Regions from separate parts of the Homo sapiens genome. Here all the other regions are linked to region 2. Evidence: chromatin loops called from intact Hi-C (ENCODE). Cell type or tissue: OCI-LY7. All regions are shown on one strand.

The links. A loop is a pair of places that touch in the nucleus more often than their neighbours do. Peaks named below come from ENCODE experiments on the same cell type or tissue, not always from the same donor. Only the 100,000 strongest peaks of a DNase experiment are listed, where the experiment ranks them.
Region 1: it touches region 2 in a loop (5-fold over the local background); 62 of 110 quality-filtered maps call a loop at or near these places.
Region 3: a loop joins it to region 2, with 21 times the contacts of the local background. A loop is called at or near these places in 22 of 110 quality-filtered maps.

The regions. Positions count from the first base shown.
Region 1 is chr2:131,668,327-131,676,326 of GRCh38, reverse strand. No RefSeq gene overlaps it. Among named protein-coding and RNA genes, the nearest start is that of LINC03124, 10 kb to the left of the region's middle. RefSeq lists enhancers at 2,038-2,675, 2,676-3,315, 3,491-3,790, 3,316-3,954, 7,152-7,331 and a cis regulatory region at 7,124-7,431. In OCI-LY7, CTCF peaks have their summits at 1,966, 2,175 (motif pointing left), 3,275 and 3,479 (motif pointing right); DNase peaks (open chromatin) are centred at 2,196, 3,726, 4,086 and 7,286; H3K4me3 peaks cover 2,495 bases; H3K27ac peaks cover 2,703 bases.
Region 2 is chr2:131,409,123-131,417,122 of GRCh38, reverse strand. No RefSeq gene overlaps it. Among named protein-coding and RNA genes, the nearest start is that of LINC01120, 10 kb to the right of the region's middle. RefSeq lists a silencer at 2,996-3,242. In OCI-LY7, CTCF peaks have their summits at 3,581 and 3,780 (motif pointing left); a DNase peak (open chromatin) is centred at 3,782.
Region 3 is chr2:132,143,029-132,151,028 of GRCh38, reverse strand. It overlaps ANKRD30BL (ankyrin repeat domain 30B like), which reads left to right. Exons shown (of 6, transcript NM_001358416.1): 5 at 53-117; 6 at 2,801-3,438. The coding sequence ends at 2,898. Among named protein-coding and RNA genes, the nearest start is that of ANKRD30BL, 15 kb to the left of the region's middle. In OCI-LY7, a CTCF peak has its summit at 4,027 (motif pointing right); DNase peaks (open chromatin) are centred at 3,188 and 4,048; H3K4me3 peaks cover 585 bases; H3K27ac peaks cover 2,283 bases.

The sequences.
Region 1 (8,000 bases), 260 kb before region 2:
TCCAGGACGTACAAAGAAACTAACAGGAAGAGCAGGTCTAGAGAGGGATGCTGGAACTCATACTTCTGAATTTAAATGGGAAATAGACAAAGATGTTATGTGTTTATAAAATATTTTAAAATCACAACAAATGCTGAATATACATTTTCTAATATATGTAATACTTACTAAATGGGACCCATATTAGGTTGCAAAAGAAATTACAAAAAAACTGGAGCTAGGGACCAAAGGACTAACAGAAGTCAGAACAAAAAACACGCCCCATATATTTTAGGAAAAAACGGCACAGTGATTTAATGGTAAATCACTATAAACATGAAGGGATTCACCTAGAATAGAGATGAGATTCCAGAGTTCAAGACGACAACATGTGTCAGCCTGACTTTCTGAATGACTGCATAGGAAAGCCTGCCATCCAAGGAAGCGCAGAAAAGGACACCCCTCAGGTCCTGGATGGAGGAGGATGACCCCCAATACTGGATGGAGAAGGATGCCCCCCAGTCCTAGATGGAGAAGGATATCCCCCTCAGTCCTGGATGGAGAAGGATGCCCCCTAGTTACTGGATGGGAAAGGATGTCCCCCAAGTCCTGAATGGAGAAGGATAACCCCCCAGTCTTGGATGGAGAAAGACAACCCCCAGTCCTGGATGGAGAAGGATAACCCCCCAGTCCTGGATGAAGAAAGATGCCCCCCAAGTCCTAAATGGAGAAGGATGCCCCCCAAGTCCAGATGAAGAAGAATTTCCCCCACTCCTGAATGGAATAGGATCCCCCTCAAGTCCTGGGTGGATAAGACACCTCCCAAGTCCTGGGTGGAGAAGGACATCCTTCAGGTCCCAGATGGAGAAGGATGTTCCCCAAGTCCTGCTTGGAGAGGGTGGCTCTGGGGACCGCATGGGGAAGGATGCCCTTTTTCCAGCCTCCCCATCCATACTTATCCTGACCTGTTAGTGTAGAACAAAGAGATTTGGAGGAAGAAACACGGGACTAAATTTACTCAGAATGTTTTCCTTTTAATTAACATTTTATAAATTCTGATTTTTCTTTGATAAAAATAAGCGAAATGTATGATATAAACACAGTGTAACAACCAATTAGACCTATTTTTCCAAATCTGTGTCCTGGTTACCGGCTCTATTAGTCATTCTGCTTTGCTGTATTTGTAAAACTTCTCAAAATTAAAGATAAAAGAGTTTATTGCTAGTAACATGTACAAATAGGCATTGAATAAAATGTGACTCTTTAAAAATTAGTTTATTCTATGGGCTTCTTTTGGTGTACTAAGATTACTAGTGGATCTTTATTACAAGCTCACTGGTAAAAATAGACAATGTGATAATATTCTAATTTGTTAGAAATTAGTGTTGAGTGAGTATTAATCAAAACTTTAAAACCAAAATACATGGACATAAGAATAAATTATTCGACTTAATTATCTACTGACTTTAAATTCTAATTGCTAAATTTACTTTTTGTCCATTTCACCTCCTTCAAATCGCCAATTAACTCTTCATTTTTCTCTCCTGTCAATATTTTATTCTCATTTATTTTTTTCTATTTCCTGATTTTTTGAATAACTAAGGGAGTCGTGTTTTGCTTGTGTTAGAATGACTTCATTACACCAACCCATTAGGCAACTAGACCCTCACCAAGGTGAGCACTAGGAGACTTCAGACCATGGAGCCTCTCCTGATTTTTGACTCAGGCTACCTGGCAACTGTGTTTAAATTACGAATTGTTTAATTTTTTAGATCCCCTATAGATAAAGAAGGATTTTAATAACCATCAATTTAAAATGCACATGGACACTTTGTAACTGACATTTATTGCAGTTTCTGTGCTGCAGCCTCATGAGTAACTGTTTGTAAGGAACATCATGTTCCTCATTCTGCCCTTGCTCCTTGGGCTCCAACGGGAAAAACCAGAAATTCTGTGGGTATAAAACATGGAAACATTCATTCTTTGAAGAAAAAGGCTGCAAAGCAGAGACAAGAACAGGGAAAGGATGTTATCGAATACATGCAAATGGATAAAATATGAATGATTATGTTCTCATGTTCAACCCAATTTTTAAAAATGGATGTATGAGCAGTGCGAGCATTTACTCAGGCCATGGTGAGCCTGTGGGCAGCGGTGGCAAACCCGGACTCCGCCCGCCGACACCAGCGGCCCGGAAACCCTAGCGCCAGAGGCCACCTAGTGGCCAAAGTCAGGCAGTCGGCCCACAGCTGCAGGAGAGCTGCAACGCGCCCTTCAGCGGATTCCCGGAGGCTGCACAGTGCCCAGCTCCCGCCACCCGGTGCTCTGGGCGCGGGCAAGTGACCCTCAGGCCGTCTGGGACAGGACCAGCCCTGCGGCCTCAGCGGTGGGCTCAGGGGCGGCTGCCAAGTGCACACGGTGAACTATAGCAGCTGTGGCAGCCCCCGACCCTGTGCAAGCCACCGGCAGTGCAGACCCCATGACCAAAAGCCGCCGCGTCCCCTAACTCAGGCGGTCGGCCCCCCAGCAGCCAGAGGGGGGAAACCTGCAGCTCAGCCCCATCCCAGCGCCTGCACTGTGCTCAGCGCCCGTAATCCCACTCTCTGGGCGCGGGCAAGGAAGACTAGACCTTAGGGTGGGAGGGCGGTGCACTCGCGGACCCTCAAGCCTTCTGGAACAAGCCCTGCCATCCTCCGCCGCGGGATCAGCGGCAGCTGCCACATGCACACTCCTGGAAGCAGCATTGGTGGCAGCTCTGGTCTCTGCCAGCTCCAGCAAGAACGCGGACCCCAGAGCCAGAGGTCACTGCAGCGCATGTTAGGAGGTTGGCCTCTCAGCCGCAGGAGGGCAGGAATCTGCGCTCAACCAGATCCTCATGGCTGCACAGTGTCCAACGCCCACGACCCCGCAATCTGGGCGCTGGTCTAGGAATAACGGACCCTAGGGTGGAAGGGAGGTGCACTCACCCACCCCTGGGCAGCCTCACACCAGCCCTGCCAGCATCTGCCTTGGGCTCAGCTGCAGCTGGCGCCTGCGCATGGCACAGGGCAGTAGCAGTGGCAGCCCTGCCCCTGCCCTCAGACACCAGCAGCAAAGACCCCAGGGCCGGACGCCTCCAAGGCACTTAAGTCAGGTGGTCGGTCCCATAGCTGCAAGAGGGCGGGAATCGGCTGCTCAGCCCCATAGCAGCTGTGGCAGCCCCCATCTCTGTCCATGCCACCAGTAGCACGAACCCTAGGGCCAGATACTGCGGTGGAGCCTAATTCAGACTGTAGCTGCAGCAAGGCGGGAATCGGCCGCTCAGCCCCATCCTGGAGGCTGCTCTGTGTCTAGCGCTCGCACACCACGTCCTGGGAGCAGTCTAAGGAACAGCAGACCCTAGGGGGTAGGGCGGTGCACTCAGCGACCCTCAGGGTGTCTGGGACCAGCCCTGCCAGCCTCTGCCATGCTCTCAGCTGCAGCTACCATCGCCAGGTGGCGCCCGTTAGCAATGGTGGAAACCACACCCCCCTCCTCCGACCTTACCTGCCCCCAACAGCAGTGCAGATTCCATAGCTGGATGCCTTGCCAGGGCGGGAACCAGCCGCACAGCCTATTCTGGGCAGCTGCACAGGGCCCAGCGCCCGAAACCCCGAGCTCTGGGCGCGGGCCAAGGAAGAGTCCACCCTAGGCTGAGAGGGTGGTGCACACCGCGATCCTCAGGCTTTCTGGGACCAACCCTGCCGGCTTCTACTGAGAGCTCAGCTGCAGCTGCCACCTGTACAAGGGCGCGACAGCAGCAGAGCAACCCGGCACTTTGCCTGCACCAGAGCCCTGACACGGGGGACAAGGCCGCCTCAGCGCCTAATTCAGGCAGTCAGCCCCGCAGCTGCAGCAGGGCAGAAACCTTTGCCCTCGGCCCAGTCTCCTTGGCTGCACAGTTCCCAGTGCCCGCGACCCGAACTCTGGGCTCAGGCAAAGGAAGAGCGGACCCTAGGGTGGGATAGTGCTCCACTCAATGACCCTGAGGCTGCCTCGGAAACGCCTTGCCAGCCTCTGTCATGGGCTCAGCTGCAGCAGCCACCTGCACATGGCGCGCGGAGCAGACTTGATGGCAACTCCAGACCATGCTTTTACACCAGCCAGGCGGACTCCAGGGCCAGAGGCCGCCCAGCGGCTAATTCAGGTGGTCCGGCCCCAGCTGCAGGAGGGCGGGAACCGGCAGCTCAGCCATTTCCTGGCGGCTGCCCTGTGCCCAGCGCCTGCACACCCTGATCTGGGCGCCTACAAGAAAGAGCTGACTCTAGGGTGAAAGGACCGTCCACTCAGCGACCCCCAGGCTGTCTGGGACCAGCCCTGCCTGCCTCTGCTGTAGATTCAGCTGCAGTGGTAACCTGCACAAGGCGCGCAGCAGCAGCTGTGGCAAACTCCGACCCTGCCAGCTCCACCAGCAGCGCGGACCCTTGGGCCAGAAGCCTCCACGACGCCTAAGTCAGGGTGTTGGTCTCTAGCTGCAGGAGGGCAGAAACTGGCGCTCAGCCTCACCTCAGAGGCTGCATGGTGCCCAGAGCCAGGGCCCAGCTCTTCTAGTGCAGGTTGGAGAGGCCCCCCAGGCTGGAGAGCAGTGTCATGAACACAGCTTACTGAAGCCTCAACCTCCCAGATTCAAGCTACCCTCTCACTTCAGCCTCCTGAGTAGCTGGTAGCTGGGACTACAGGCGGGTGCCATCGTGCCTGGCTATTATATTTTATATACATTTTGGAGAGACAGGGTCTCACCATGTTGCCCAGGCAGGTCTTGAAAGCCTGGAGTTCAAGTGATCCTCTCACCACCTTACCTCCCTCAGTGGTGGGATTATATGTGTGAGCCACTGTGCCCTACCTGCCGCTTTTCTTATAAGGATACTTGTCATTGGATTTAGGGCCCATCCTAATCATCTCAAGGTGCTGGATTTAATTACATCTGCAGATTGTTTTCCAAATAAAGGCACATTCACACATTCCAGGTAGACATATCTTTTGATAGACCACCATGCAATCCACTCTAGGAGTATTAACGTGCCGTGTGGACTGAGGCACCAAAGAATCACATTATTATGTCATATAACTTGCCTTATTTGTAGTGACCCGTGGGCTTGGAAACAGAACCATATGCAGCTGTCAGGGAAGTGCACAGTGCCTGACCTTTCCCGCAGCCTCCTCCCTACTGGTCTTCCATGAGAGGATCATCCCTTGAGAGTGTCGAGAGATTCCTGTTAAATGCTAAAGACCACAGGGGCGTTTGGGAGGGGGAAGATGTTTGGGGAGCAACTTAGTTGTCCTGAGGTGCCTATCACCCTTCACTGTTTCAGCAATATGGATCTTCCAAGGACCTGGGAATGGGAACCAGGCATAAGACAGATACATGTGGATGAGAAGAGGCCAGAGTCTTTCTCTGTGTAGGTACCAGCCCAAGATGAGCATTGCTCCAGAAACACATGCACTCATGATGCTAAACCCAATCTATTGAGGACTTAATACAAACTGAGATTTGTTTAAAGCATTTAATTCTTACCACAGTCCTTTGACATCTTATTATCTCCATTTTACAGATAAAGAAACAGGCACAGAGGGTTTAAGTAACATGTACAAGATCACACAATCACAACTAGTAAAGCCAGAATTAAAGTCCAGTCGGTCTGCATTCAAAGCCTGTGCTCCTGCCCCAAAATGAGAAGTAATGACTTAAAGGCAAGAAAAACAGACCCTCCTTTACCCACCATCCTCATACACAGACTTCCAGCCCAGGATCTGAGCCATTTATTCATTTTCTCTCATATTCATTCATTCATTCAGTTCTTCATCACACATTTAGTGAAGTTCTGTCGTGGAATGTTCACACAGAAGGTACAAAAATGAGGCAGGTGTATTTTCTCCCATCTAACAGGGGATGACCACATGAAGAGAACTGATGGGCTGTGTGTCCCATGGCCTTACAGGGCAGTGGTGGAGGGTGGCCCAGGTCATCCACTTTCTGGGGAGGCAGAACCAGAAGCACCAGTTGGACAACTACTAGAGATGTTTATGCAGCCTCATATGTTAAGTCATATATTTTGAAAGCTTTTTAAATTTTTTCTTTAAGAAGATTTTAGATGCTTATCACTGAGTACCAGAGGGATGTAGGCTGGTGCCCTTATTAACAAAGTCAGGGACCGTGGCACACAAGGATTGACTACTGCAGATACGGTCACAATGCTACCTCTAGATGGCCTGAATCCCCCTGCCCTCTCTGGTGGGGAGAAGGGCTGGCAGAGCCATTAGCATGGGCTCCGGCCAATCCTGGCCACTTTGATGCTCCTGGTGCTGACCCAGGGTCCTGGAGGAAGGGATGAGGTGGGCAGTAGAGATGCTTAGGGCAGCAGCCCCTTTCCATCCACACTGGAACTATTTCAGTATTTTACCACCAATTCGGCCATTCCGTTGTGCGCTGGCTGAACATCAGCCCTGCTCCAGGTCTCAGTTTCCCCTTTGTAAAAGGAAAGCTCTGGATTCAGGGGTGACCAGAGGTCATCATGGTCTTGAGATTCGAGGCCTGTAGGCAGGGGGTGAGAGGTTCACTAGGAGCACAGAAGGCCAAGGTTGGGGAGAGGCAGCAGAGAGAGTGGCCTCCCTTCGGCCCAGGTGGGAGGTTCACAGAGACACACTTCCTTCTTCCCCAAGGCAGGACTTGTTATAGTGAGCTTCAGGCAGTCTGGCTCTTAGGACTAACTAGGATGTCACCCTCCCTGCAGCATCCACCACTCCATAGACAACATGAGAGGAGTGTGTAAGTATAACTAGAACAAGCTAGTGTCCTGATATTCTCTGTGATGGAGGGGACAGCCCTCCTCAGAGACCCGGGGGGGCCCAGAACCATGGGCAGCCTGAACACACTTTACTTTCTCAGCAGTGAAAATCAGAACCCTGGCCTACTAAAGCAGAAATTAAAAAGAGAAAAACCTAAGTTCCTGCCTGTTCCAGGCTGACTCACTCCAAGGCCGTGCTAGAATTAAGATAACTTTATATACAAGGCCAGGAAGAGCCCAGAAGGAATGGACTCCAGGAACAGGGATGAGAAAAACAAGTTCTTATCAGCTTCCCCCTTTGAGATTCTTTCCCAGGCCAATATTTCTTTGTTCTGCTCTCATAACTATTTTTGTAACTATCTCTGTAAGTTTATAAGGATTTTTTAAGTTCCTGTTTTCCATCTGTGTGACCCTGAGAAGGTCACAAGACATGCCTGAGCAAGCCTAAAATAGTTACCATCTGCTGAGAGCCTGCTGGGTGGCCCAGCAGAGGTCATCAGACATGTTTGAGTCATACACTTGTCACTGTTTGATTAACTGCCTTTGTTCTGCTTCTGTAAGCTTGCTAAGCCCGCCCTGTAAGTTTTGCACAGCTGCATGCTTAAAAACCAGGCCCCGTCTTTTTTCCGGGCTCAGCCTTTTGGATGCAAATCCACTGGGCAAGTGGTCACTTTAATAAAATCCTCCTGTCTCACCCATTGGTCTCTCCAGTCTCTTGAATCCCTCAACACTAAGATGGCTCCAAGACAGCATGTGAGACTTAAGTAATAACTTTTTTGTTTGTTTGTTTGTTTTTATTTTTGTATGAGACTGGGTCTGGCTTTTTCACCCAGGCTGGAGTGCAGTGGTGCAATCACAGCTCACTGCAGCCACTTCCTGGGCTCAAGCCACCCTCCCACCTTAGCTTCCCAGGTAACTTAGGACTACAGGTGTACACCACTATCGCTGGCTAATTTTTGTATTTTTTCCAGAGACGAGGTCTCACTGTCTCACTGAGCTCAGGCTGGTCTCAAATTCCTGAGCTCAAGAGATTTACCAGTCTCAGCCTTCCAAAGTGCTAGGATTACAGGCATGAGACACTGTGCCTGGCCAGTAATTTTGTTTTATTATATTAAGGTGAGGTTTATACCACCTTCTTCTGATTACAGAAGTAATACATGCTCATTATGTAACACTGAAAATGTAAGCAGTATAAAAAAGAAAATAAAAAAGAATATG
Region 2 (8,000 bases):
CAGCTAAGTTTTGTATTTTTAGTAGAGACGGGGTTTCACCATGTTGGCCAGGCTGGTCTTGAACTCCTGATCTTGTAATCTGCCCACCTTGGCCTCCCAAAGTGCTGGGATTACAGGCGTAAGCCACCACACCCGGCCGAAGGGCCCATTTTTACCACAAGTTTCTATCTGCTATTATCACCAATTCAAAAAGCAAAAATAGTTATTTGGAATCATGGAAGGAAACGGTTGAATGAGACCTCAGAAGTTACAATCTCGCTTGTTGGAGAAAGGCTGTGTGAAAGTTCATCTGACTTCTCGCACATAGTTAGAGACAGATCTGGGCCCTCGAGTCTTCTGAATTTTAATTTGACAAACCAAAGTGTACTGATTTTTTGGTAACATAAATCTGGGCTGCTAGGGGGACTACTTATTTAGCATCATAAAAAGAGCAATGGGATAATGAAATTTCTGTTTCTTGTTATAGTCTGATATACGCTAATACTAATGATATTTCCTAATGGAAAATACTTTTGAAAAGCATTTTTCCCTGAAATATGTATTACATCATAATCAAAGACATGTCAACCAACAATATCAGTTAATTGTCAAATTTGTGACTTAACTGATAAGGAAGCATGCCATGTTCTCCAGATGAATGAAGCACCCAAGATAAGAGTATCTACTTTAAACTACCCTAAAGAAGATGCTTAAGCCTAGGATAGCAATGAAATATCCGCCTTTATTATTCAAACAACAGAGATAAGCAAGCAAATAAAACAAAAAGACCGCAAATCCCAAAGTAGCTACTCAAAATGTCAAAGTTAGCATTTTGGTGTGAATCCTCCCAGGCTTTCTTTCTGTTTTAGTGTTTAAACTTAGTAAGGCAGCATGAAAATTTCTCCATATAAAGAAACGTAACAGTATGTTTATATTGCACAGTTGCATAGTGTAGATGTATGAGTTTATTTTACCAATAATTTATGAAAACCGACTTTTAAATGTGGTTCCCAAGACATGCCAGGGTAAGACAGGTTTCTGTGACACAAATAAATTTCCGCCATTATTGAATACTCAAGATCATAAAAAACATTGGCATAAAAAAGTGCAAGGCTTACATGTTTTCTGTATTTTGTCTAATGAACATGTGTTGCTTTTATAATTATCAGATACTACAAAAATATTATCAGAGATACATATAGAATGTAGTTTGGTTTAAAGTCATTTAGACATGCTAACTTGAAAACTATACCCTTGATCATATGTGTTTTCACCTGGGTCCTCGGAGAAGCAAATGCCAAAACAGAATTAAATGTGCAAAATGCCCATGAGAGAGAATGGGGGGCGGATCTGGGTAGGGCTGGGAGAGCTATCAGAGCACAATGGATGTCCACCATGAGTGAAGGAGACAGGGAAGAGAGAAGGAATGCTGGGTGGAAGCATTCCGGATTGCCGCAATGTCAAAGAAGGTTTGGCAAGGCTGTTTGGGAGTCTTGAGCCAGTCATCTGTCAAAGGAATCCCTCATCTACCAGGGGCAGCTCTAAGTATCTTGGTGTGCTCAGTCACTGACTGGGAGCAACCCATAGGTAGAGTGGTCTTGCTGCAAAGGTGGCAATGAATTTCAGAGTGCAGGGATATAACAGAACCCTTGTCAATTATGGCTCCTGTCCTGTAGTTGGAGGTTGTGATTCTCATTCTCACAGTCATCACAGTATGACAATCATAAAAACATTAAAATTTGACCACTACGTTTTCTAGCACAATCTATAAAGTAGTGTCAAGCAACAAAATGTCTCCGTTAATTTCTGTAATTGGCAGCCACACACAATTTAATCCCTAAACCTTGGACTTTTGTCTTCATGCCTTTTCATGTCTTTTTTATTTCAAATTTATTGAAGACAGAATACGTTGATCACACTATAGATCTTACAGTATTTATTTGCTCTGCTACCTGAGAGAAATCTTTTTCCACTAGAATGTAATAAAATATTTTCAAAAAGGTAATTAATGGCAAGAACAAAGCCATAGTGTATAATTTTGCCTTTACAGCATAGGTCTAATATATTAGTTGTGATATTTATATGAGAACAATTTTATAACCAAAACATGCACCTGCAGTATCTCAATGAGAACTACTTTATAGTGGCCAGTATGGCTCACTTTAATGATGTAGTATGAAAAGGGAAAAGAAGCCAGGCACAATGGCTCACTCTTGTAATCTCAGCACTTTGGGAGGCCGAGGAAGGTGGATCACCTGAGGTGAGGAGTTCAAGACCAGCCTGGCCAACATGGAGAAACCCTGTCTTTATTAAAAATACAAAAAATTAGCCAGGCGTTGTGGCACACACCTGTAATCCCAGCTACTCAGGAGGCTGAAGCAGGAGAATCACTCAGACCTGGGAGGCGGAAGTTGCAGTGAGCCGAGATCGCGCCATTGCACTCCAGCCTGGGCAACAAGAGCAAAACTCCATCTCAAAAAAAAAAAAAAAAAAAAAGAAAGAAAAGAAAGAAAGAAAAGAAAAGGGAAAAGAATATACTATACTAACAATTAAATTTAGCTAACAGAGAGGATTCATAATCGGAGAACTATTTCTAAATTTCATAAAATTATGAGAACTTGAATAATATAACAAGATGTAAAGACCTTAAGCCAAAAAAATGGTATTATAAATAAAATTTCATCATGGTGCCAAAAGAAATCTAAAATAACATTGTTAATTCAAACTGATGGATTTTTAAAGTTCATTAACATTTTCATAATAACTCTAATCATTTAAAATATTTATTATGTCATTGAATTATTTCAGGAGCTGAAAATCATGTGGACAATTCCTGAGTCAATTTTCTCCCTTTTTGGAAAGCATAAAATGTCCCACTTTGGCGGTCATCCAAAGTAGCTTCCAATGGGTCAGCAGGTTGAGACATAGTACCGACAGGTGTCAGTGTCAGAGATCCCCTTCAGTGTGCAGAAAGGGGGCCACGACAGTCCAGCTAGAGGGCTGCAAATAGAGGACAGCATATTTTATAAAATCTGTCCATTTTCCACAGGGCATGCCAGGAAGGTGCTGGAGAGCATTAGGCTTGAATCAAGAATGCTTTGTGTGTCCTGTCATGGAACAGGGCTGGAGGGACTGAGTGGGGCCATCAGACTCTGGCTTTAGGGTCAAGGTGCATGACTGAGCCAGTACTAGAGACTGTTCTGTCTGGGGGAATTCATGCAGACATTGACCTCATCCCAGCAAAATCCTCCTAATCTGTTTGGCTGTTGGGATAGAGGCGCTTCCTGCACAGGGGTCCCATTGCCTACTTATTGAGCCTGTCCCTGAATTCAGACCCACATCCCACCAAATGGGTATCTCATCTCTTGACAGTTCTCAGCCCCAAGCTCCAAGTTTTTCCACTGATTTTTCAGTCTTTACTTGCCTCAGCCACAATGGTCCAGGACATGATTTTACTGCCTAAAGTCCAGCTAAATTTCAAGACCAGCCCACTAAGCTGAGGCCCAGGTGACTTTCCAGCCTTTTAAAATCTTTCTTCCCCAGGGGGAAGAAGATATTTCCAGGTACTGCCAACCCCAGTCCTTGCATGTCTGCCTCTTTGTTGCTGTGTTCCACCCACTAAATTCAATCCCCTTGAGACCAAGATGAACTCAAATTAAAGCTTAATCGGATCGATCTCTTTAGATATTATTAGATTTCTGGCTACTTACTTCAATTAGAAAGAAATGGCCTTTATGGCTTGTGTACGAAATCTTTGTACAGAATTCGTCACATATAGGCACAACTGAGTGTAGCTTGCCCTCTGCTGGTGAAATACAGTATCACGTTCAAGAGAGTTTTTGTTTGTTTTTTCCAACGCATTCAAAGAGCCGGACCACTCTTGAGGCAATAGCAGTGCACAATCATATTGTTAATACCCAAATACTATCAGGCCATGTAAAGCAGCAGATAATAATATTCAGCCTGCAGGAGCAGGGAAGGTTAAGGAAGTGTGGGAAGTGAGATATTTACTGTACTTATTTCTCTACACAATCTAAAGGAAGCCAATAATTGATTTACTTTTTTTTTAATGCATTCTGGAAAAAAACTGAGAAATATCCTTACTGATAACTCCCATGTACATAACTAGATTTTGTATAATTTAACGCTGTTCACAAACATTATGTTTCTCAAACATTATGTTGGAATATGAAAATATTAGAGTAATCTGTTACTAATGCTGAAGGATCAAAGTTTGTGGGTCTTTTTTTTTTTTTTGAGATGGAGTTTGGCTCTTGTTGCCCAGGCTAGAGTGCAATGGTGCGATCTTGGCTCACTGCAACCTCCGCCTCCTGGGTTCAAGTGATTCTCCTGCCTCAGCCTCCACCATGCCCGGCTAATTTTGTTTTTTTTTTTAGTAGAGACAAGGTTTCTCCATGTTGGTCAGGCTGGTCTCGAACTCCCGATCTCCGGTGATCTGCCTGCCTTGGCCTTTCAAAGTGCTGGGATTATAGGAGTGAGCCACTGCACCCGGCTGTAAGTCTTAATTTTATTAATGTTAGAGTTAAGAAATTACTTAAGAAAGTTAATCATTCAACATTATTCTCACTCGTCTGTAATCCAGTACGTTCTCCTGAGTGGAATGGAAAGGAGGGTGTCACAGCTAACATGCTGGGAAGTGCATATTACTCTAGCTATGGGCTTAAGAGCATGCCACTGCAGAAAACGTCATTCAGAATACATCGTTAGAGAGAAAACAAAAACAAAATTGGCTTACTACCTCCTATCACTGGGGACATCTGCATTATCTTACCATCAGGGAGTTAGGCACACAGCCTGCATTGTCCTGCAGCTTGCAAATTATATAAATGTATATGCCAGCTTTTCAGAGTTTTCTGCAAGAAAGTTTAGAGTCAAAATTTCGACCCATTTTAAATAGGCAGTATATGCATTTGTATTTAACTCTACTCCTGGCTTTATTTGATCTCTCCTATTGTCTTCTTCTCCACATTCCATGCTCCTCCCCGAATTATCTTGTTGCATGTTGTGTGCATTTATATACATTAAGTCTTTTGATTATATGTTAATATGAACTTATGTGTTATCTTCTCAAAGTTCTAGAAAAATAAAGATTGCATAATAAAATAAATGACAGTGCTGTATATTAATCTCTAAGTAAGCAGTTACCAGTTTCCATATTGGGAGTTTTGCACACAAATCAGAACAGGGAGATGGGCCTTTTTCTTTATCTATAGACAGCCTGATTGAGCAAGTAAGCAGTCACAGAACATTTACATAATGAACAAACATTTGTGACAGGGTCAAAAACAGTAACTTGTGAGCAAGCACAGCTTTCTACCCAACTCATTCCAGGATTCAGAACTGCTGGTTAGGCCAAAGGTGAGAAAGAGAATTGGAAGGGGCTGAGAAAGACACCAGGACTGATTGAGCAGCTCCTTCTGAACATGACGGACAGGCTGGAGTGTTAAGGGGGCTGTGGGGTGGCCTGGGGGAGCAGCTGGGGGTTCAGCAGGACTCTCAGGTCAGAGATGCCCAGGAAAGAGATTAGGGAGCTTGCTGTTATTGTTATATTTTGTTTAAAAAAATTCCTTTATTTTAAAATATCTCTTTAAGAGCTTTATTAGAGGCTTACTTTTTTCTTCAAAAAAAATTTTTTTTTCAGACGGAGTCTCGCTCTGTCGCCCAGGCTGGAGTGTAGTGGTGCCATCTCGGCTCACTGCAAGCTCCGCCTCCCGGGTTCACACCATTCTCCTGCCTCAGCCTCCTGAGTAGCTGGAACTACAGGCACCCGACACCACCACGCCTGGCTAATTTTTTGTATTTTTCTTTTTAGTAGAGACGGGGTTTCACCGTGTTAGCCAGGATGGTCTCGATCTCTGGACCTCGTGATCCACCTGCTTCGGGCTCCCAAAGTGCTGGGATTACAGGCGTGAGCCACCGCGCCCGGCCTGTTTTCTTCAACTTTTAAGTTTAGGGGTACAAATGTGCAGGATGTGCAGGGTACACAGGTCAATGTGTGTCGGGTTGGTTTGCTGCACAGATCATCCCATCACCTAGGTATTGAGCCCAGCATCCATTAGCTATTCTTCCTGATGCTCTCCTTTGCCCAATCTCCTGACAGGCCCCAGTGTGTGTTGTTCCCCTCGCATATGTCCATGTGTTCTCATCGTTCAGTTCCCACTTATAAGTGAGAACATGCGGTGTTTGGTTTTCTGTTACTGCATTAGTTGCTAAGGGTAACGGCTTCCAATGCCATCCATGTCCCTGCAAATGGCTGCATAGTAGTCCATGGTGTATAGGTACCACATTTTCTTTATCTCATCTGTCACTGATGGGCATTTGGGTTGATTCCACGTCTTGCTATTGTGAATAGTTCTGCCATGAACATACACCTGCATGTATCTTTATAATAGAAGGATTTATATTCCTTTGGGTATCTACCCAGTAATGGGATTGCTGGGTCAAATGATATTTCTGGTTCTAGGTCTCTGAGGAATTGCCACACTGTCTTCCACAATGGTTGAACTAATTTACACTCCGATCAGAAATGCTTACTTTAGTTAAGGGTTTTGATGTTAAGATTACATGCATTTTCTTTTAAAAATGTAAAAGTAGCTTAATTTTGCATCATTTTGGAGAGGGCTTTGTAGACTTAGCTTACAAGGGATTTTCGTGCTTGTCTAGGAAATCATTCTTCCTTATTTCACTATTTTTGTTACTATTTTTTTAATCCTGGCAATATGTCAGGGTTGTGTGTATAAAATTTGCAATTTCAGCAATTTAAGTGTACAAATCAATGGTATTAATGACATTTACGTGGTTTGCAACCATCACCACAAACTATCTCCAAAATATTTCATCAACTTAAAACTCTATACTCATTAAGCAATAACTTATAATTTCACCCTTCCTTCAGCCCCAAGCTGTTTATTTACTTTTTATCTCTATAATTGCCTGTTCTATGTACCTAATATAAGTGAAAGCATCAATATGTGTTCTGTGTCTGACGTTTCATTTAGCAAAATGTTTTCAAGACTCATCCATGTTGCAGTATGTATCAATACTTAATTCCTTTTCATGGCTAGATATTCCATTTATGTTTATATCACACTGTTTATTCATTCTTCTGTTATTGGACACTTGGGTTGTTTCTGCCTTTTGATTATTGTGAATATTTTTTCTATAAACATTAGTGTACACGCATATGTTTGCATCCTTGTTTTCAATTCTTTTGGGGATATACCTAGGAGTAGAATTGTTGGATCAAATAGTGATTCTACGTTTGACCTTTTGAGAAACTGCCAAACGATGATCCAGAAGAGGCGCCATTTTACATTCCCACCAGCCCAAGGTGACTGTGGGTTTTTCAACCACAGAACACTGTTTTCAAGCAATGCCCACTGTTTTTCCTAGCAGAATGGTTTCTGGGTCAGGTAAAACAGAGATGATGAATACCTTCTTCAGACAGCCTCTGGAAAGATTAAAACAGACAAGCATAATCATTTGTGAATCAGATCTGCTCTCCTCTCTGGAACCAGGGATAAGGGTCCCAGCCTGGGGAATCCAGCCTGCCGTCTTCAAGACTATCACCAAGCTGGACTTGTGGGACAAGCAAAAATGCCACACAGCTTTCATATCATTTTTAAGTTTCCTTTGTGTTGATCCAGCATTCTTTTAGTTGCCGTACACCTTTGATTATTTTCCCGGTTCTCACAAAGTTGGTTCTGACAGTGTCTGGTTGTTTATTCAACATTCCTATGGAAGGATGGGAGCTTAGAGCTGCCTTCCCTGCCATTTTGCTGACACCACTGCAATGGAGCATTCTTGACTCCCCTGCCCTAAGAGTTTGACTTACTCTGCATTCAAATGTCCTCTACCTAACATGACCAAAACACAACTCGTGGTATTTCCTTCTAACCTGCTTCTCTCTTGTGGGCCGCCTGTCTGGGAATGGTTAGATCCTTTACTCAGGTACTCAAGCCAAGAAGAGTTCTCATTTCCCTCTTCTTCTGATTGGTAGC
Region 3 (8,000 bases), 730 kb before region 2:
TTTTATATCAATGTTAAAATAGTGATTTTATTTATTTCATTTTTATACATAGCGTTCATCAACAACTTTTGGAATATAAACAAAAGATATCTAAAAATTCTCAAAATAGTAATCCAGGTAAGACCTCTGATAGTAAACTACTCTTGGTGGTGCTACCATAAGATTATAGGAGTGTTAATCACAAAAGAGCTATTAGAAAAGCAATGTGTAAGTAGCATGTGTTTACATATAGACCTATATGTGTTTTTTTATATACAAAGCTTTGATTTAATTTTTTAGTTTATAATTCAGAATTCATTAAGAATTTAGTTGTAGGTAGTTTATAATCTCAAAAATATTATCTGAAAAAATGTTTGTTTAATTGTGGTCCCTAATATCCTATATAATACTTTTGTATAAATAAGTAAAACAATTTTTAAGTTTATCTATTTTATGTTTCCTCAACTGTCATAAAAATTTATGCTTGTTATAAAATGTATAATCCTTGGTGTGATTGATGAGCTCAGTAATAGGGGATTATCAGCTTATCCAATTTAATGAATTAATATATTTATAAATAAATTTTATTACAAATTATAAAATAGCTTAGGTGCCTTGAATTACAAGCCACAAATAATAGAACATCTAATAATGAAAAGTAGGAATTAATAACAGAAAACTGCAACATTTGAATATTATAACCTATAAAGAAACACAGTTAAATAAACTGTTAAATAAACAAATATTTGTTTGTTTATTAAACATAAACATATAAAATGTTTATTTGTTAATTTAACAAATAAATTATTTATTTGTTTGTTTCTTTATTGTAGAGACATGGTCTCCTTATGTTGCCCAGGCTGGTCTTGAACTTCTGGGCTTTATTTAATTTTTGTAATAAATGATTTGCATTCAGAAAATTAGAATTAATTACAGTCGAGTATTGAGCAACATGAGAGTTAGGGTGCTGATCCCCCCATGCAGCTGAAAATCTGCTTTATAGGAAAATCTGTTTCTTTTGACTCCTCCAAAACTCTACTAACATTCTACTGTTGACCTGGAGCCTGAAAAAAGTTGAAAGCATAAGCAGTCAATTAACCCATAGTTTCTATTTTATATGTACTATATACTGTATTCTTAGAATAAAGTGAGCTGGAGAAAAGAAACTTATAAAGAGGAAGAAATATATTCACTATTTATTAGATGGAAGTGAATTATTATACATAAAGGACTTCATTCTCATTGCCTTTATGTTGAGTAGGCTGATAAGGAGGAGGCAGAGGTGAGATTTGTCTTAGTATCTTGCAGTGGCAAAGGAAAAGAAAAATCTGTCTATTAGTGGGCTCCTAGAGTGAAAACCCTTATTCAAAGATCAACTGTGTGGCATAGTGACTTTTGTCACTAAAAAAGTAACTATCTTTAGAATTTGGATCTCAATAATACTTTTCTTGCACCCTAAATGAATGTCAATAAGAATTAACATAACTTAGTGAGGGTGCATCAGTACCAGTAGGAGATTATTTTTCAAAGATACCTACTGAGTGCAGAAGTCAGAAAAGCAATTCTTTGTTGAGAAGTACAGGTTATGTTACATAGTCTTGTACCAACAAGGTCTCACTATTATCAACTTCATTCCCTCTAAGTTGAAACCAAATAAGATATGTTTACTTCATTAGAACAAGATGTGTTGTTCTATCTGCTGAATAATTAGTGTGTTGATAGTAATTTTGTTACAACAAGTTACTCTGTTCCTACTAGCCAAAATATTATCATTATAAATATAAAACTAGCTCAACTCTAGGCTCAACGAATTATAATAAAAGTGGAAAAAATTTTCACAATAACAAAAGTGCTACTGTGATACCTAAATGTGACACAATACATTGTACAATATGAACTGTATGAGCACATCTTTAATTTATTACATATTTATCAAAGGACTTCTATAAGTTAGATTTTGCAAGTTGCAGGAGACCAACATGGAATACACATAGTCTGGGTCTTTAAGGTGCTCATAATACAATAGAGCTGTCTCTATTGAATTTCTTCATTTTTCCAACAGAATTTCCTAACTATGTTTTCTATTTGTTTATCCACTTGTCCACTTAACAAATAACTGTCAGGTATCATTAAGGTACTAAGCATCTTTCTTGCTATTATCATTGTCATTTTTTATTATTTACTAGTTTATTAAGGTACTTAGCATTTTTCTTGTTATTATCATCTTTTTTATTATTTACTACTTTATTTAGTGCTTACTCTGTGCGAGAACCCCTTTGGGAGCTTATAATTATCACTTATTATGTCATTACCATATTCAGTATGTGTCAGACATTTTATATCCAACGTGAAGAATTAAAGCTTTAAAAAGTTTGGTAGTGTCCAGGAGCGGTGGCTCACTCCTGTAATCCTAGCACTTTGGAAGGCCAAAGCGGGCGGATTGCTTGAGCACAGGAGTTTGGGACCACCCTGACTAACATGGTGAAATCCCATCTCTACTAAATACAAAAAATTAGCTGGGCCTGGGTGGCATGCATATGTAATACCAGCTACATGGGAGGCTGAGGTAGGAGAATTTCATGAACCTAGGAGGCGGAGGTTGCAGTGATCTGCTGAGATCGTGCCACTGCACTCCAGCCTGGGCAACAGAGCGAGGCTCTTGTCTCAAAAAAAAAAAAAAAAAAAAAAAAAAAAAAAGGAGAAAACAAAAGTTTGGTAGTATTTAAGGAAAGCAAGCTGAATGAGTAGAAGTTTTCCAGGTAAAGAGTCAGAAGGATGATATTTAGCGAAGGAAAATTTAACCAGACTCTGTGTTTGGCAGAAGGAACATCTGAAGGAACACCTGATGAGGCTGCACCCTTGGCGGAAAGAACACCTGACACGGCTGAAAGCTTGGTGGAAAGAACACCTGATGAATAGGATACAGTGAATTCCTCTTCAAAGATTTTAGCCTGTAAACATCCTTTAAAATTCAAGAGGGGGAAGATTAAGTACAATGAGTTCTGAGTTCCTCATCAAAGAACAAATATGTCAGTATGTTCAGCTTCTCTGTTCTTTGTTCTCCGTTTTAAAGTTTAACTTCCTCGTTCGTTATGCCTCCTTGCCCCTAGTTTCATTAAACAGCCCCCTTCTAGCCTCTAACACCTGCTTTGTCTTTAGTCATTCTTAGTAACCTGCTCTGTCCTTAGTCATCCTTAGACACCTGCTCTGTAACTGTCTTTCCCGCTGAAACTACTCACCCTGCCACTCCAGCTCATACCCCTGCCCTCTTTAAATAGCCAATCTGAATTGGCTTAGAGTGTGCAGTCCAACCCTATCCAATAGGGAAAAGACACAACAGTAGGGACTAGCTGCGTTAGAAATAAGAACACTTTCCCCTCCCTTGTCCGGTGTGATCTTGCCATTGCTCCATCTGCAAGACCACTCTTCCATAGAAGTAAATTTGCCTTGCTGTAAAAACTTGTTGCTGGAGTGCTGACGGTTCTTTGCGGCGCTGAAAATTTATTTTCCACAAATTTAAGGGCCCACCCAGCATTCCCATTCTCCTCTAGGGGAGGGTCCAGTCCTCTCCCTTGAGGAGGCGCACCCCGCTGCCTCGTTGCAGTGGCCATAAAGGTAAGGAATCAAGACTCAACTGGTGCGATTAATAAACCCGGGCTCTCAGCAACGTGGAAAGAAACAGGCCAGCAACTTTGGGGAAAGGATCTTCACATACCGTGGCGACCAGGTAACTGTGCACAGACCGAGGTAAGAAATGTCGCAGGGGTGACAAAGTATTTCCTTGGTGGTCGGGATATTCTGGAGGTTGAAAGTGTGTGTGAATGATCACAAGCACTACTGCTTGTGGTGCTGTTTGTGTGGATGATACTAAGCATTATTGCTGTGAGGAGTGAGTGGGTCCTATCTGCGGTTTTTTATTTGAATAAAAACCTTTGAAGAGGAATTTACTGTATCCTCATAGGGCTCAGGGCAGATCTTGCTGTGGAGTTTATACCATGATGCCAATGCTAAGAGGGACCTAAAATTCCTGGGAGGGAAGCAGCCAGAGTGGATGAAGCGAAAGAAGGATGCAAGGAGCCTCCAGCAGGTGGCGATAAAGGATAGGGAAGAAATCTCTAGCATGCGGGATTGAGCCTAACCAGGACCTAACATGGGAAAAGCCCCAAGTAAGATAGGGAGCAAAAAAGAAGAGGATAGTAACAAAGACATGCCCCCTGATAGTCCCCTGGGTCTCATGTTAAAATATTGGAAGAATAATGAGAGGACTAAACATAAGAAAAAGCATTAGAGGATAAAATATTGCTGTTTCATTTGGACCCAAGGTCCCATTTTCAAACCCTCAATCTTCTGGCCAAAGTTTGGGTCGATTGAGGATGTAATATGTCAACTTCTAATTCAATATGTTAATGATAAAAATCTGGTTTCTCAAGAAGAACTAGACTATGCTCTTTGTTGGAGACAGGGACCTGTCTTTATTCCCATAAAGACAACTAGGGAAGAACCCGATCCAGTATCTCAAATTGAAAAGTCAGACGAGCTGACTCCCACACCTAAAGCCAGCACATGGGATCCCCTATACCATTTTGCCCTGCTCAGTGCCTCTGACCCTTCCCCTCGGGCAGCTGCTGCCACCCCAGATCCCACCCCAGATCCTTCTCCTGCTCACGCTGTTACTCCTCCTTACAACTCTAATTCTTGGATGTCATCATCCCATGAGCCTGTCCCCTGTCAGCCTAAATACCTCTCCCTAAAGGGACTCCAGCATGAGGTACAGCAATGTAAAAAGGACGTTCAGAACTTCCCTTTTCCCTCCACACCTAAGGAGTCAGCCCCAGCTCTCTTCCCCTTAAAAGACATGTCACAAGGAGGAGGAGCCATTGTATTTGTGAATGCTCCCTTGACCAGTTCAGAAGTCTGAAGTTTGAAAAAGGAAATTAAGCCATCGTTAGACGACACTTATGAGGTGGCAGATCAGGTTGATCAATTCTTGGGACCTCAGTTATACACTTTGGTCGAGTTTATGTCCATCCTAGGCATCCTTTTTTCGGAGGAGGAAAGAAGCATGATCTGATCCGTAGGGCTGCTATGGCAATTTGGGAATATGAACACCCTCCTTGTCAAAACGTTCCTACCACGGACCAAAAATTCCCTGCCCAAGATCCCCGGTGGGATAATAATAATGCAGCTCACCAAGAAAACATGCAAGACATAAGGGAAATGATAATGAAAGAAACTAGGGAATCAGTACCCCAAACTCAAAATCTCTCTAAAGCATTTGATATACAACAACAGGAGAGAGATGAGTGGACTATGAAATTTTTAGACAGACTAAAGGAGCAAATGAGAAAATATGCAGGCCTAAATTTGGAAAATCCCCTGGGACAGGGAATGTTAAAGCTCCATTTTGTCACTAAAAGTTGTCCAGATATTTCTTTTTATTTTTTTGAGATGGAGTCTCTCTCTGTCACACAGGCTGGAGTGCAATGGTGCGATCTTGATTCACTGCAAGCTCCGCCTCCCAGGTTAACTCCATTCTCCTGCCTTAGCCTCCCGAGTAGCTGGAACTACAGGTGCCCACCACCACGCCCAGCAAATTTTTTGTATTTTTAGTAGAGATGGGGTTTCTCCGTGTTAACCAGGATGGTCTCAGTCTCCTGACCTCGTGATCCACCCACCTCGGCCTCTCAAAGTGCTGGGATTACAGGCATGAGCCACTGCACCTGGCCAACATTGTCCAGATATTTCAAAAAAGTTACAAAAATTAGAAGATTGGGAAAACTGACCTCAAGTGAACTTCAGTGAGAAGTGAACCTCAAGTGAAATGACCTCAAGTGAACCTCAGAGAGACTCAAAAAGTATCTGTGAAGAGAGACGAAGAAAAGCAAAAACAAAAGACAAAACTTATGTTATTCACCTTCCAACAGATGGCTCCAAACCCATGTACCCCTAAACAAAGCTTCCAGTGGGCCAGAAACTATAAAGGTTCCAAACCCTCCTTTAAAGGACCCAAGCCTCCACTGGGAAGATCAAGGCTCTCGTCTACCAGGCCATCTAAATAGCATGGGGGAGTAAAATCAAAGAATCCCAGAACTGAGAGTGGGGAAGGGCAAGGTAGGCACTACAAATGTGGAAGAACAGGCCACTTCAAGAGAGAATGTCCCAAATTAGAAAAGGAAAAAGAAGCCCTTCCACTCATGGCTTTTGAGGAAAATAATGGTGTCAGGGGTTCTGTCTCTTTTATCTTGAGTCCCACCAGGAGCCCTTGATAAGTCTAGAAGTGAGACCTAAGCATGAGTTTATAATCTTTTTAGTCAATTCAGGAGTGGCTCGATCCTCTGTTTGTTTCCCCCCCATCTAATATTGCCTGCTCTTCAGAGGAACTTTTGGTTTGTGGGGTAAAGGGAGAAGGATTTAAAGCAAAAATTTTAGAAAACACAGAAGTCAGATACCAGGCTCAATCAGCTCATATTCAGTTTTTGTTAATCCCTAAAGCAGGGACTAATTTACTAGGCAGGGATTTAATGTTGAAGTTAGGCATAGGCCTGCGACTCAGCCCAAGAGGATTCCTCACCTCATTAAAGCTACTTACCACTGCAGATGAAAAATATATTAATCCTAATGTCTGATCCAAAGAAGGAAACTGAGGGAAACTCTGAGTCCCTCTAAGCACATCAAGCTAAAAAACCCCAGGGAAGTAGTAAGGAGGAAACAATACCCCATTCCCCTAGAGGGCAGGATAGGGTTGAAACCTATAATTGAAGGTCTTATTAAAGATGGGCTTCTTGGGCCCTCTATGTCCCCTTATAACAGCCCAATATTGCCAGCCAAGAAATTAGATGGGTCATATCGGCTGGTACAGGACCTTAGGGCTATTAACCAAATAGTCCAAACTACCCACCCCATTGTCCTCAATCCTTACACCATTCTCAGCAAGATTCCATATAATAATCAATGGTTTACTGTAATAGATTTGAAGGATGCTTTTTGGGTATGTCTCCTGGCTGAAGATAGGCCAGATATATTTGCTTTTGAGTGGGTGGATCCCCATTCAGGGTAGAAACAACAATATCAATGGATAGTCTTACACCAAGGGTTCCCAAACTCCCCTAACCTTTTCAGTCAAATTTTAGAACAAGTATTAGAAAAAGTTATCATCCCAAACAAATATGCCTGCTCCAATACGTTGATGATATTCTTATATCTGGTGAAGATATAGAGAAGGTAGCTGGCTTCTCTACACATATTCTCAACCATCTGCAGTTCGAGGGGTTATGAGTCTCAAAGGGAAAGCTTCAGTATGTAGAACCTGAAATTAAATATTTAGACCACTTGATAAGTGCAGAGAAGTGAAGAATAGGGCCTGAATGAGTTGAGGGAATCGTGTCCCTACCCTTGCCTCAAACTTAAACAAGAACTCAGGAAATTTTTAGGATTAGTTGGATACTGCTGCTTATGGATTAACTCACATGCACTAAACAGTAAAATTCTATATCCAAAACTTGCCCAGGGGAATACTGACCATTTCCTGTGGACTTCTGAGGAAGTCGATCAGGTTGAAGAGCTGAAAAAAAGGCTTATAACAGCCCCTGTCTTAGCCTTACCTTCCCTGGAAAAGCCATTCCACCTTTTTGTCAATGTGGATAATGGGGTAGCTTTAGGAGTGCTCACTTAAGAACACGGAGGCCATCGGCAGCCCATGGTGGCCTTCCTGTCAAAAGTCTTAGATCCAGTTACTTGTGAGTGGCCTCAATACATCCAATCCATTGTGACTACAGCACTAATGGTCAAAGAAAGCAGGAAGTTAACCTTTGGAGGAAAATTGACAGTAATAACGCCCCATCAAGTTAGAACTATCTTAAACCAGAAAGCAGGGAGGTGGCTTACTGACTCAAGAATCTTAAAGTATGAGACTATTCTGTTAGAAAAAGATGATTTAACATTAACCACTGATAATTCCCTTAACCCAGCAGTTTTCCTAATAGGGGATCCAAGTCTAAAGAGATAGCACACATGTTTAGATT